Linked DNA regions of Homo sapiens: regions 1 and 2 are each linked to region 3. A link is a contact called in ENCODE Hi-C data. All regions are on one chromosome and are shown on one strand. The core of a region is the stretch at or near the end of the contact, and the rest is flanking DNA. Distances in the headings are between cores, read along the strand shown. Region 1 holds the start of CHD9 (chromodomain helicase DNA binding protein 9). Region 2 overlaps CHD9 (chromodomain helicase DNA binding protein 9). Region 3 holds the start of SNX20 (sorting nexin 20).

What was found. Hi-C counts contacts between places; a loop is a spot of excess contacts on that map. Pooled maps may share reads with other maps.
Region 1: a loop to region 3 is called in a pooled map, with 6 times the contacts of the local background. The contact joins the promoter of CHD9 here to the promoter of SNX20 in region 3. A Hi-C loop is called at or near these places in 3 of 37 single-sample maps with no recorded cell type and 3 of 50 pooled maps.
Region 2: a map with no recorded cell type shows a loop between it and region 3 (5-fold over the local background). The contact joins the enhancer-like site here to the promoter of SNX20 in region 3. A Hi-C loop is called at or near these places in 4 of 37 single-sample maps with no recorded cell type and 3 of 50 pooled maps.

The regions. Positions count from the first base shown.
Region 1 is chr16:53,052,226-53,057,046 of GRCh38, reverse strand. It overlaps CHD9 (chromodomain helicase DNA binding protein 9), which reads right to left and starts at 2,056. Exons shown (of 39, transcript NM_001308319.2): 1 at 1,970-2,056. It overlaps CHD9NB (CHD9 neighbor), which reads left to right and starts at 4,150. Exons shown (of 3, transcript NM_001396020.1): 1 at 4,150-4,286. RefSeq lists enhancers at 1,669-1,718, 1,231-1,762.
Region 2 is chr16:53,097,886-53,102,443 of GRCh38, reverse strand. The region is part of intron 1 of CHD9 (chromodomain helicase DNA binding protein 9); the gene reads right to left. Among named protein-coding and RNA genes, the nearest start is that of CHD9, 45 kb to the right of the region's middle. RefSeq lists enhancers at 2,115-2,214, 3,165-3,244, 3,335-3,384, 2,287-3,486, 3,445-3,574 and a silencer at 2,515-2,624. Within about 2 kb of position 2,948, at least 40 of the 41 ENCODE cell types and tissues checked have a DNase peak (open chromatin) inside an H3K27ac peak, as active enhancers do.
Region 3 is chr16:50,678,879-50,683,540 of GRCh38, reverse strand. SNX20 (sorting nexin 20) reads left to right here and starts at 2,229. Exons shown (of 4, transcript NM_182854.4): 1 at 2,229-2,351.

The sequences.
Region 1 (4,821 bases), core at 807-3,306, 2.4 Mb before region 3:
GAGCCACCATGCCTGGCCACAAACAAATTTTTTTTAAGAATTATTCAATGTGTATAATTTTTAAGCAAACAGGGCCTTGCTCTGTTGCACAGGCTGATCTGAAACTCCTAGCCTCAAGCGATCCTCCTGCCTCAGCCTCTCAAAGTGCTGGGATTACAGGGAAGAATTTGCAAATTTAGAACTTGTGAATAATGAGAATCTACTGCACTTTCTTCCTGTTTCTCTCATTCGGGGCTGGCTGAATTCTGTCTTACTCATATTTTATCTCTAGCATCTGGAAAACTGCCTGGCCCACAGTAGGCTCTCAATAATAAATGTATTTCCAATGAGCGAATGAGTCAATTCAGTGGAAGTGCTCAGCTCACAGCAGTGATAGCTAGTGTTTGTGAAGACACACCACGCGCCTGCCCCGTGCACGCTGTCCTGGTCAACAAGGGAAACAGCAGAGTATTGTTCTTTTGCACCTGAGCTCAAGAGCAGACTGCCTGGGTTCAAATATGGGACATGCTTCTTATTAATTAATTATATAACTTCGAGCAAGATCATTGGCCTCTCTGAGCCTCAGTTTCCTTGGCTATCAAATGCAGTATTCATAGTTCTACCGTGGAAGTTATGGTCAGGAGTCTAACTTGGCCCTGCACAGAAAGCCTCTAGCATAGGGTGAACCCTTAGTAAACAGTAGCTTTTATTGTGAATAATTCCCAAGGCAACCCGATTTTCACACCCATTTTGCAGATACAAAAACTGAAGCTGAGGATGGTTCAGTGAGTTTCCAAGGTCACAAAGGAAGGGCTGCCTATGGGGGGGAATCTATGCCCATGTTAGTAACACTGCTGTTATATAAACATAAGGGGTCAGCGGGGCGCAGCGGCTCATGCCTATAATCCCAGCACTTTGGGAGGCCGAGGCTGGAGAATGGCTTGAGCCTAGGAGTTTGAGACCATCCTGGGGAATATAGTGAGGCCCTATCTCTATAAAACAAACAAACATAAGGGCTCATTTTTACTAGTTGTAAAAGGGCCCTTTTACTAGTTGTAAAAAAGGCTCGTTATAAGGCCTCTCACTGCCTAATCAGCTAGGTTTGCCAAAATGAGGAAGACAGCTCCAGCCAGTCTCCTGATCTTCTCTGGGATCAGGGTGGGGAGGAACCCCCTTCCTACCCATAAACCCCTAAGAGTCTTCGCTCACATTCCACACTGGTGTCTTTCTGTTCCTTGTCCACTTTCGAGTTCAACCCTTTCAGAACCAGCCCTACTGTGGGGGGTGGGGGATGGTTAGTTTGTTATCTTGGGTTTGACAGTACAAAGGCAGAGGCATTTCCTGCTTAAAAGGCACATGAGAAAGGAGGAGGAGGGCGAACTGGAGGAATAGGAGGAGGAGGGAATCATCAGCATTCTGGGTTAGAACAAACAAATGTCCTCCGTTTTTCTCCAACTCCTTAGATCAAGGGTCCTCAAATTTGGCTGCCAGCTGGAATCTCTTGCAAACATTTTAATACCCAGATGTCCAGTCCCCCACCCAGACCAATCACATCTGAGTCTCTGGGGGGGGGCGGGGGTGGAACTAGGGCATCGGTATTTTTTTAATGCTTCCCAAGCAACGCCAACGGGCAGACAAGTTTAAGAAGTGGTGCTCTGGACCTTATCAGCACTCGGCTGCCACCCTGGAGTGGCTCTGGGCGACAGTGGCTGCTTTCCGCTTCGAGGACGCCCGGCTTGGGGATTCGGGCATGCTCTGGGAGGCGAGGGCTGGGGAGGATGCGAGCGTGCCAGCGACCTGGTGCTCTGCCTTGCTCTAGGCCCAGCTCCGAGGCTGCGGGTCTCTGGGTCCCCCCCACGGCTACAACACGTGCTGCCGCCCCGACTCCTCCGGTTATCTCTGCAGACCGCAAGCGGTGCCCAGCGGCCGCCCCGCTGTCCACCCCGACCTCAGAGGCTCCAGGGAGACGCCCGGGGCTCAGGAATCCTACCTTGGCTGCCGGCGCTGCCCTCCAGTCCCCGGAATCCTGGGACTCAGGTTCGAGCTGTCGCTGTCGCTGTCGCTGCGCCTGTGAAGCGCCCACTAGAGCGCAGGCGCCACCTAGTGGGCGCGGGGCGGCTGCGCAGGGACCGCGCTGGCAGGCGGGAGCGCAGTCCAGGGCGGAAATGCAGCCAGGGCTTCTTCCCACGTGGGCGGTTTTCCAGCGCGCCGCCAGCCCTGTGGCCAGATCCGGCCTGGGGCGGGACCACCTTCACCCGCTGCGGGGCACTGGGATCTAAACTTGGTGAACTTTCTCTTGGGGCACGGAGGGACCCCTCGGCCTGGTATCCATCCTCCGGTTTTCCGGGCTGAGCACAAGGATCTTTCCCTTCATCCAGCAGCTTTCAGTGCACCCCACCTTTGGCACTGCTTCTCTTTTAAATGTGCTGGGACCATCCGAGGCTGGGGTTCTCTCCAACCCAGGGAGGCCCTTCGCCTATCAGCAACCATTTTTTCCTGCCACCCCCTAAACCGTCCCTGAATGAGAGAAACAGCCTGCTCTGCTGGCTTGCTCTACAGAGGCCAGGACTGGTGGAGGATGGGTGTGTGCCAGCGACCTCGTGCTCTGCTCTGCTGGAAGGCCTTCTCTGAGCAGTGGAAGGGGAAGGGGCGGCTTAAGGGAATTGTGTTTTTTGTTTTTTGTTTTGTTTTGTTTTGTTTTTGTAGAGACAAGGTCTCTCTATGTTGCCCTGGTGGCTCTTGAACTCCTGGTCTCAAGCGATCCTCTCACCTGCAGCCTCCCAAAGCACTGGGATTACCGGAGTAAACTATGGCTCCCAGCTGCCTGGTATTCTTTCAATGAAGACATGCCAAAACGCTTACAAATATGGTGGACATTTAATGGTTTATATTTCATTTATGTCTTCATTTAACAACGATTAACTGAGCACCTACTATGTGCCACTTTTCTACAATCAAGGGATACAATGAAGAACAAAACACAAAAATCTCTGCTTTTGTTGAATTCACATTTAATGTAACACATGAATACTTTTAACACACCCAACGATCTAATGCAAAGCGATTGAGCTCGTTGTGAGATAAGTAGAGGATTTATTAAAAATATCTATATTTAGGGCCAGGCACCGTAGCTCACGCCTGTAATCCCAGCACTTTGGAAGGCTGAGGCAAGAGGATCGCTTGAGGTCAGGAGTTTGAGACCAGCCTAGCCAACATGGCAAAACCCAGTCTCTACAAAAAATACAAAAATTAGCCGGGCGTGGTGGCAGGAGCCTGTAATCCCAACTACTCCAAGGCTGAGGTGGGAGAATCCCTTGAACCCGGAAGGAGGAGGTTGCAGTGAGCTGAGATCGCACCACTGCACTCCAGCCTGGGTGACAGAGTGAGACTCTGCCTCAAAATCAATCAATCAATCAATCAATCAATCTATGTTTAGGGCGCCAAGGGCAGACATTCCTGGTGATGGATATAAGCATTACAGAGTTCTATGGGAACGTCTTCACGTTTTCTTGTAATCCTGGCAGTTTATCTCTGTGGCAACATTTGGAGATAATGCCTTCAGTGGAAATTTCAGGTGATTTGTGAAAGTTAGGCCTGCAATCCTCCTTTCCCCCTCCCCCCGGCCCCCACTCTGCTCCCCCAGGACGCTCTGTCATTGTTCTAGCCCAGTGTGAGTTTGTGTGTGAGTGTGTGCCTATTTAACCTTTGGACTCTCTGTACTGGTGTAATCTGGTCAAAGTGAATATCAAGGGCAGAGGAGGACAAGGAGGAGCAGGAGGAGAAGGAGGATGAGGAGCAGGAGGAGGAGCAGGAGGAGGAGGAGCAGGAGAAAGGAGGAGAAGCAGGAGCAGGAGGAAGAGGAGCAGGAGAAGAAGGAGCAGAAGGAGGAGGAGCAGGAGGAGGAGAAGGAGGAGGAGCAGGTGGAGGAGGAGGAGCAGGAGGAGGAGAAGCAGGAGGAGCAGAAGGAGAGGAGGAGCAGGAAGAGGAGGAGAAAGAGCAGGAGGAAGAAGAGGAGGAGAAGCAGGAGGAGGAGGAGGAAGAGCAGGAGGAGGAGGAAGAGCAGGAGGAGGAGCAGGAGGAGGAGGAGAAGGAGCAGGAGGAAGAGGAGGAGAAGCAGGAGCAGGGGGAGGAGGAGGAGGCAGAGCAGGAGGAGGAGCAGGAGGAGGAGGAGGAGGTGTCATCTGTGGACAATACCTGGAAGGGCAAGGGGTGGTGGGTGTCACTAAAAGGAACCAGCCCCAGCTACTTCACTGCAGGCTGGTGCCCTGGTGAAGGTGAATCAGTCAGAGGAGTGCTGACTGCCCATGGTAAGTACCAGCTGCCAGACAATTTCCCATTCTTTCACTTTAAAGTGTCTGAGTCATGTCCAGACCATTCTTGCCCCATCTTTGCAACAGCTCCCTCCCCACCACTGTGCCCCAAAGCATGCCTGGGCAAAGTCCTAGATTACAACCTCTGGATTCTGGCATCACCTGATGAGATTAAGTCTTCCTAGTGACTTTCTCTTCTGAGTTCTCCTGGCATTTTTCTCATTCTGCTAATCACAGTGTTTCTGGAAACTGCAGAGTTATCAACAGATCTGTTTTCTCCATGGAAAACAGGAGTTTTGGTAGGCTGAAGTATGTAAATAACAATAATAAAATATTTATAACGTGTTAGACACTAACAGTTTTCTTTAAGAGATGGGGTCTTGTTCTGTCATCCAGGTGATCATTGTTCATTGCAGCCACAAATTCGAGCTCAAGGGATCTTCCCACCTCAGACTCCCAAGTAGCTGGGACTGCAGGCATGTGCCACCATGCCTGGCTAATTTTTAAATTTTAATTTCTTTTTTTTTTAAGA
Region 2 (4,558 bases), core at 1,699-4,198, 2.4 Mb before region 3:
TTATTTAACAGCTCTGCACTTTAGTTTCCTCATCTGTAAGCACTATGAAAAAATCTTACTATTAATATAATAATAATAATTATTATTAGACACTGTACTCAACACAGGGAATACAGTTGTGAAGAAGGCAGTTTTGAACCCTACTCTCATGAAGCTAAAACAAGGGGCTCTGAAATCACCTATCAAACATCCTAAATGTAGAGAAACATAGGGCCAAAGAGGTGAAGTGACTCCTACCAAGGCCAAACAACTAGTTAGTGAGTGAGTCCTAGTGAAGACCAGCCAGGACTAGGCAGAGAGTTCCAGATTGCAAGCCACTGTTTCTCCATTGCCCAGTACAATGCAACCAGCATCACCCAGATTCACACCTTCTGGAAACTTAATAGCCCTGAAGTATGAGAGTAGATTACAGAAATCAACTGGAAGCGGCCCAACAATTCTACACATTCCTGACCTCCACTTTTTTCCTACGACCCATTCCTTACACTGTTGTCCTTACCTGGCCTACATATGATCTCTCTACAAATTTCAGATGTGGAGTTCATGATGGAGACGACATGGAAATGCCCAACTCCCTGACACCACTTGATTTTCACTTGTGCTTAAAAATCTTAAACAAGAACAAGGGTTGGGTCTCTCACAGACCTCTTGTAAAGGCTCAAATCCAAGTATGGTGTGGCCTAAAGTGTATACAATACTAGGGTACTCTCCTTAGAAAAGGAATACATTATTATGAATTAAAAATTAGGTACAAGGCCTTGTAAGGGACACCTGCAAATGAAGAGCCCTGAGGTTTCCTGGTAAATCCAGCTTTGCTCCTATAGTTGCCTAATTTCTTTCCTTCTTCCTTTCTTCTTTCCTTCCATTTATCTAACTTGCACCTACCCTACCATCTAGCACCCACTGTACACCAGGCAGTAACTTCATAAGTTTACATCCTGATTAAAAAATTGTCGGCCTGGGCAATTTAGTGATATCTCATCTGTACAAAAAATTTAAAAATTAGTTGAGTGTGGTGGCACATGCCTGTGGTCCCAGCTACTCAGGAGGCTGAGGCAGGAGGACCACTTGAGTATGGGAATTTGAGGCTGCAGTGAGCTGTGATTGCACCGATGCACTCCAGCTTGGGTAAAAGAGTGAGACCCTGTCTCAAAAAAAAAAAAAAAAAAAGAAAAGGAAAAAATGTGAGATTGGAGTAAAAAAGATTTATTCCAGTCAGCAGGTTTTTATCCATCTTATGATAAACTTGCTTTTCTTGATATAAAGGAATAAGATGATGTACACCTAATCTGTCGGTAATGTGTAAACAAGCTATGTGGGGCTGCTTGTTAGATGCAGTAAATCCTAATGTAGCCAGAGGCTACAGCTTTCTATTTACACTTGTGAACACACCCAGAGGCAGGCTCTTCTATCATGAGCACAGTGAACAAGTAAAACAACCCTTTCAGATGGTACAGGGCAGTGACATAGCCATCTAGAGAAAATATTATATAGTTACACATAATTATATATAATAACATGTTTTATGCACATCATCTGATTTCATGTTCACACCATCTGATGTAGTAGTAGGATGGTTTTATTAAAAATCCCCATATTACAGATTGGAGACAGAGGCCTATAGTGACTTGCCAATGTCATAGAGCTTCTAAGTGTTTGTGAAGGTAGATTCTACTCAAGCTGGGGGTGGCAGCTCACGCCTGTAATCCCAGCACTTCGAAAGGCCAAGGCCAAGGTGGGTGGATTGCTTGAGCCCAGGAGTTCAAGACCAGCCTGGACAACATGGTGAGACTCCATCCCTACAAAAAAATTAAAAAATTAGTCGGGCATGGTTGTGCATGCCTGTAGTCCCAACTACTTGGGAGGCTGAGGCGGGAGGATCACTTGAGCTCAGGAGTCCCAGGCTTCACTGAGCTATGATCAGCCACTTTACTCCAGCAGCCTGGGCAACAGAGCAAGACCCTGTCTTTTGGAAAAAAAAAAAAAAAAAGACGAATGAGTCTAAATTCAGAGTGCTTTCTAATTCAAAAGGAACAGTGATTTTCAGTTAATATCGCTTTTTACAGGTGTGATACCCAAGGATCACTTCTCTTTTAATTTCCTTTCCCATAGCAGCCCTATTCTCCTCACATTCAGAGGACACAAAGACTGTACAGGCAGCAACTGCACAAAGAACCCATAGACAAAATAAGTAGGGGCCATTTTGTGGATAATTTGGGAATGGGAATTCGGTCCTTGTGGCAGGAGAAGTTTTCTTCGGCTCACATTCTCCGGGTGAGTCATGTAGGTTTATCCCATTATTTGCACAATTCCTCACCTCTCCCCGTGGGCTGCAGTATCACCCAGCCACAATGGCATCTGCCCTTCACCGCTTCATCCCCTGCAGCCTGCTTGGTCAGGGCCTGGCAGGGAGCTGAGGAGCCCAGAGAGGGAGGGGAGGAAGCACGCGGCCGCCAGTGGCTGTCAGCTTTCCCAGCTGACTCAACTCCCCACCTCCTCCTCCCCCGCCCTGCACACAGCCACCAGCCTCCTAACTTTCCATTTCCAGGCCTCTGGGGTGGGAGCACCCCCTCCCGCTGCCCGGGGCGCCTGGTCTGCAGTCTGGGGCTGCCAGGGCACCACGCCAGCTGGCCTGGCGGGCTCTCTCCCGGGACTCTTAGAGTCTGCTGTCATGGAGAGAACGGAATATAGGTCAAGGTGCTCTCGGAAGGGCCCAGGGGAGGATCACCTGACTGGGAGGTGTGTGACTCAGCGGGAAGGGAAGGGGTGGAGCCGAATCTCCCGCCCGGAGGAGTCCGGAGGAGGAAGAGGTCAGGTTGCCTCTGTCTGGCTGATTGTCAGGGGAGGAAGGAGAAAGCAGCTGGAGGCAGAAGGAAGGATAAGATGACCTCTGGTGACCTATCTAAGGTGGAACACAAATCCATTCCAGAGCGGGCCGTCCCCCTCGGTGTAGCTGAAACCACTCCCAGCTCAGAACTCTCTCTGTGGTCGTGAAGACCTAATTAGCTGCCAAAGTGAGAAACCAAATTAACCGAACGCTCATCACTCCAGACTCCATCGACCCAGGCCCCTAAAAGAAACCAAAGACCCTGGTACAGCACACAAAGGTGGCCATCCCCATTAGAAGCAATTCGATCGTTTCCCCCAATCAATTCTGAATATGAAAATTACTAACCCATTTTATTTTACGGGTCCACACGGCAGGGGCCTCCTTTCAAGGGTGCGGCAGTTGCTGCTGTTGCTGGAACAGCAGCTGCTCTGTCTGAGCCTCACTTCCTCTGGCTCCAGCTGCAGGTTCCTCCTGGCCAAGCAGGGAGTTTCCTCATTCTCAGGGCTCTGGGCCCAGGCCTTGCTAGCGGCCACCCTCACCTCCCACCCTCAGCTGCTCACCACCCACCCTCTGTGGGTAGTGCTCTGGGACTCCCTCGTTCCATGAGTCAGAGCCAGGCTGGAGACAGACAGTAGGCTTCCTTTATTAAATCAGCCTCCTGCCCCGTACACTATAGAGGAAAGCTATAATTACTCCTTTGGCCTGGCTCTGAGAACTGAGCCACAGACGCTTGACTAGGAGCGACGGTTCTTGATTTCTGCATTTATCTAATGATGCACCCCAGTTTGGAAATAAGAATAACAGCCAGGGGTTAAGGGCTTGTTACACAAACGTCAGATGTTTTGCATATGTAATGGGGTGCATTGGGCCTGGATAGTCATGTAGATTGCTAGAAAAATCGCTATATTAAGGCTGCCAGGAGTTTTCTGTTTTGTTTTGCATGCCTCCTGCCTCGCGTTGATTGAGTCACACTTGAGGTGGCCTGCTCATTGCTGATGTTGGTTTACAAGAGACAAAGAAAAAAGCAGCCAAACATTGTTTCGGGTCTCCAGGTCAGGACTCTTTCATCCCTTAGGTATAATAGACACAAAATCTCAGGCCTCCCAGCTTTTCTTTCTTTCTTTTTTTTTTTTTTTTTGAGACGGAGTCTCACTCTGTTGCCCAGGCTGGAGTGGGGCAGAGCCATATCAGCTCACTGCAACCTCCACCTCCTGGGTTCAAGCAATTCTCCTGCCTCAGCCTCCCAAATAGCTGGGATTACAGATGCCCAACACCATGCCCAGCTTATTTTTGTATTTTTAGTAGAGACGAGGTTTCACCATGTTGGCCAGGCTGGTCTTGAACTCCTGACCTCAGGTGATCCACCCGCCTCGGCCTCCCAAAGTGCTGGGATTACAGGCGTAAGCCACCACGCCTGTCTGCCTCCCAGCTTTTCTACTGGTTTACAGAAATGTCTGAAACCTGAAAAAACAGTTGGTTCCAATTTTTTTTTTGAGACGAAGTCTCGCTCTTGTCCCCCAGGCTGGAGTGCAATGGCACGATCTCGGCTCACTGCAACCTCCACCTCCTGGGTTCAAGTGATTCTCCTGCCTCAACCTCCTGAGTAGCTGGGATTACAGGCACCTGCCACCACACCTGGCTAATTTTTGTATTTTTAGTAGAGACAGGGTTTCACCATTTTGGCCAGGCTGGGCTCGAACTCCTGACCTAAGGTCATCCACCCATCTC
Region 3 (4,662 bases), core at 980-3,479:
ATACAGGAGAAACCTTCATGCCCTCCAAGGATGACACTGGCTCAAGGCGGAATGTTTTGGCACTAGGAGGACTTCATTAAATTTCATGTTGCAATTAGGAAAGTTGAAATTCAACCATATCAAAGGACTAATATGGTTCTTTAAAGTTGACAACTTCTATTCGTCACAAAACTCCATTAAGAGAGTACAAAATGCAAACTGCAGGATGGAAAAGGATATTGAGAAGCACATAAACCCAAATGAATACATAAAGAACACCTACAAACCATTAAAAATAATCAAGTCAATAATGAGCAATGACCTTGAACAGACACTTCATTGGAGAAGGTATAAGGATGGCAAATAAGCCCATGAAAAGATGCTCAACATCATTAGTCCTTAGGGAAATGCAACTTAAAACCTTGATGAGAGACCACTGCACATTAATGCAGTGGTACACTGAAAAACACTGACCAAACCAGACACAGTGGCTCACATTGGTAATCTCAGTACTTTGGGAGCCCAAGGCAGGAGGATTGCTTGGGGCCAGGAGTTCAAGACCAGCCTGGGCAACATAGTGGCCATGATGGTCTATCCCTCCAGAAACAAAAAAAATTTATTAGCCAAGCATGGTGACGTAACTGTAGTCTTAGCCACTCAGGAGGCTGAGGTGGGAGGATCATTTGAGCCCAGGAGTTCTAGGTTGCAGTCAGCTATGATGGTACCATTGCACTCCAGCCTGGGTGATAGAGCAAGACCCCATCTTTAAAATAATTATAATAATGACCATATCAAGTGCAGGTAAGAAGGTGGAGCACCTGGAATTCTCATATACTGCTGGTGGGAATACAAAATGGCACAGCCACTGTGGAAAATATTTGGCGTAATCTAGCACAGTTGAAGCTATCTATACTCTGAGACCCAGCAATTTCACCTCAGATAAGTACATGGACTTGGATAAATGTGTAAGAATATCATCAGTGGCATTGATCATGATGGCCACCCTAGGAACAACCCAAGTGTGCATCAAAAGACAAAACAAAAAATGACAAATGGTGATGTATTTAAATAATGAAGCAACAGAAAACCAAACACAGCATGTTCTCACTCATAAGTGGGAGTTGAACAGTGAGAACACATGGACACAGGGAGGGGAACATCACACGCTGGGGCCTGTCAGGGGTGGGGGCCAGGGGGAAGGAGAGCATTAAGACAAATACCTAATGCATGCAGGGCTTAAAACCTAGATGATGGGTTGATAGGTACAGCAAACCACCACGGCACATATATACCTATGTAACAAACCTGCAGGTTCTACACTGGTATCCCAGAACTTAAAGTAAAATAAATAATAATAATAATGTAGCAACACAACAATGGAAATGAAAAAAAGTATCTACACAGAAATGCATCAGTGAATCTTATACCCATAAATGTTGCATGAAAGAAGCAAGGCACTGGAGAATACACACAGTATGCATGGTTCAATTTATATAAGATTCACAGATGAGTAAAATGAAACTGAATTGTTTGGGGATCTCATAGGTGGTAAATTTCTAAGGAAAAGCCAAGAAGTAACCCCCATCTGAATCAGGACTGTGACTGCCTCTAATAGGGAGGAAGGGAATCATGGCTCAAAAAAAAACACATGGCAAACTTCTGGGCGAGCCAGCAAAGTTCTATTTTTTTTTTTTTTGTCTGATTTCTGTTTCTTGCCTTCAAGGCCACAAAGATGGGTGGGCATGAATCACACCACACTGCCCTGGGGTTTCGCTTCCCTGGGACTTTCTGTTGGTGGTGATGGATACAGCTTTGCTCAGAGAAAAGGCACCAGATGGAACTGTAATTCTACCCCACTGCTCTTCTATGTCAGTCACTGGCTCTGTGTCCCACCAGCTCTGTGATCCAAGCCTCGGTTTTCCCATCTGTTCAAGGGGCATGACGGCCCCCATCATGCCTAGCTCATAGAGTAGAATAATGAATGTTAAAGGGCTCTGGGAGCTAATGCCTGAATTCCAGAGATCAACGGGGACTCGAAGGACAGCCAGACCTCTGCAAGGCGGCAGGGAAAGTGAGGCTGAGCTAAATCCCACAGGGCTGGCCCCACACCGCCTTGCCCTTCCCTGCGCTACCCGGAAGAAGAGGTGGGTACAGCTGGCAGGCTGGCAGTTGAGTTCAATATACCATGTTTCACCAGCCAATGGGCTGGGGCGATCAGAAGCAGGTCACACAGCCTGTTTCCTGTTTTCAAACGGGGAACTTAGAAAGTGGCAGCCCCTCGGCTTGTCGCCGGAGCTGAGAACCAAGAGCTCGAAGGGGCCATATGACACTCCTCCCGGACCCCTGGACACACACAGCCCTGGAGACTGGAGGTCAGTATTTGATCCCAAGCTCAGCTGTCCTCTGCCTGCTGTGGCCTGAGTCCCCTTCTCCTGGGGCCCTGCCTGGCACCTGCTGGGGGCAGGGTGGGAGGGGGAAGAGTTAGTGACAGCCACTGTGTCTGGAGCTCTCCTTAGCACACTGAGGCAGAGGAAGGGACAGCTCCTGGACCTTCCATCACCTCCATTCCTTTTGAAATGCTAGGCGCTTGTACAACCCATCTTGGGCCTGGAGAATAAGTCACCACACCTGTGTTTCTCAAAAGAACAGTGTCAGGGAACCCCTGCCTCAGCACAGCCTTAGAGGACTCATGGAAAATGCAGAATCCAGGCCTGTTCAATGGCACCTTCCTATGTTAGCAGCCAGGAAACCTGCTCTTGGACAAGCCCCTGGGATCCCACCCCCACCCCACCAGGGGATTCTTACACACACTGGGTTGGGAGCCCCTGGCTTTGGCAAGGCTTCTCAGGTGAGCGTCCAGTTGTTGGAGGGTACCCACCCTTTCCCCAAGAGAGGCAGCCACACATCCAACATCCTGGGATCTCTGTCTCCCAGCGTGGGCCATGTGCTTTATTTCACCCCCTAGAGGCTCATCCCCCATGAAAAGTCCTCCGCAGGCCCTCAGAAAGATAGTGTGGCCTCTGTGTGCCCAGCAGAAGAAGGACTGGACTTGGCAGTCAGCTCTTGGAGAGGGGGTGGTTAGGACACCTGGGGACAGGAGGAGGAGAATGACTGTCTGTGCACACACGGCTGGAAGGCAGAGGAGGCTGGGAAGCTGCTCTGTCCCCTGGGCCAACTACAGGCCCCCAGGCCAACAGCAACAACACTTTTAGTATTTTGTTATAAAGTCAAGAAATCTTTGCTACAGAGGGTGAGGAGAGGGAAGGAAAGGGCCATGGAACCGTCTATGTGGCTATCCCCAGAGAGCTTTTAGAGTGACAGGATTGCTTTCCCATTTCACAGATGAGGAAACTGAGGCCTGGAGAGGGATGGGAAGCTACCCAAGGCCCCATGGATACACCAGTGCACAACTCTTTCCTTCCCCCTCCTCTTTAAATGGGTGACTCCCAATGAAACCTGTAAGAGACAACCATAAGGGAGCTGACTGTGGCTGCTGAATTTGATTTTATTCTAAGGCCTGGTTTTATAATCAGCTTTCTCAGTCTTTACTGGAGTGTCAAGCCGAGGCATCATTTCTAGGGTCTTACAGGGTCTCTGGGCCAATAGTGCCCTGCTTCTGACCTGGAGCCAGCTGCCTGGTCATGAAAGCAGATCTGCAAAGGCTGGGGCCCCTGAGGCCAAGGCCACTCGCCATCACCCATTTTACAGAAGTGCTGAGCATAGGAGTGCCCTGGGCCCCCAAGAATCCCAGCCACCAAGAATCACGTAAACCATCCACTGTCTCACTTAGGCACCAGTCAGAATGTAGGGAACCCACCCCTAGTCATCCATCATCTTATCAACAGGACGGGGCTTGTAGCCACATTTATCAGGTAGGGAAACTGAAGCCTAGAGATATTAAAGCACTTGCTTAAGGACACACGGTTGGTCAGGATGGAAGGCGATGTCTCCTGACTCCCTGACAGGCACAAGAGACAAGCGAGAGGTGCCCGTGACGGCATGCTCAAGAACGTGCAGCCCTGGGCCAGCCAGGCCCCTGCTCCGTGCCTCTGTTTGCCCATCTGTAAAAGGTGAGGTTGGATCGAGGGTCCCTGAGGGCCGCCCACTGGATGGCTGTGCAGAGCCAAACGGAGAAGGCCCCAGGGTTCCTTTCACCCGACACAGCAAGCACTTCCCCCTGAAGTGCAGGCTCCAGGCCCCAGCTGACCTCCCCTCTCCCAGGCCAGCGGCTCTCACCCCTGGAGCAAGGGACAGGCGCTGGCTGTGCTCAGGGACATGCATGACTCCCGCCCCCATCTGTGCTCAGGGGGTGCCAGGGAGGCACTGGCTCTATCTTTCTCTAGGCCGTAGTCAGCCCAGGGGTTCAGACCAAGAGCCCAGAATCCAACAGATCAGAGTTCAAGTCCCAGCTCTACCTCTATGTTCCACTGGCAGCTTCCTCAGGTCATTTGCACCTTCCTTGTCTTGAATTTCCATGCCTAACCAGTCAGTATACCAGCTACTCCCTCCAGCCGATCTAATGTTTTAATTGTCCCTTTCTCTAAGTTGTCTCAAACATTTGTAATTCTATTCCAATCCACCTTAATTTAGTCATTTATTTCACAAATATTTCTGGAAACATCTAGCACTTAACAGACACTAAAAGCGGGGGTACTACACAGTCCCTGGGATGGACAGGGCCCT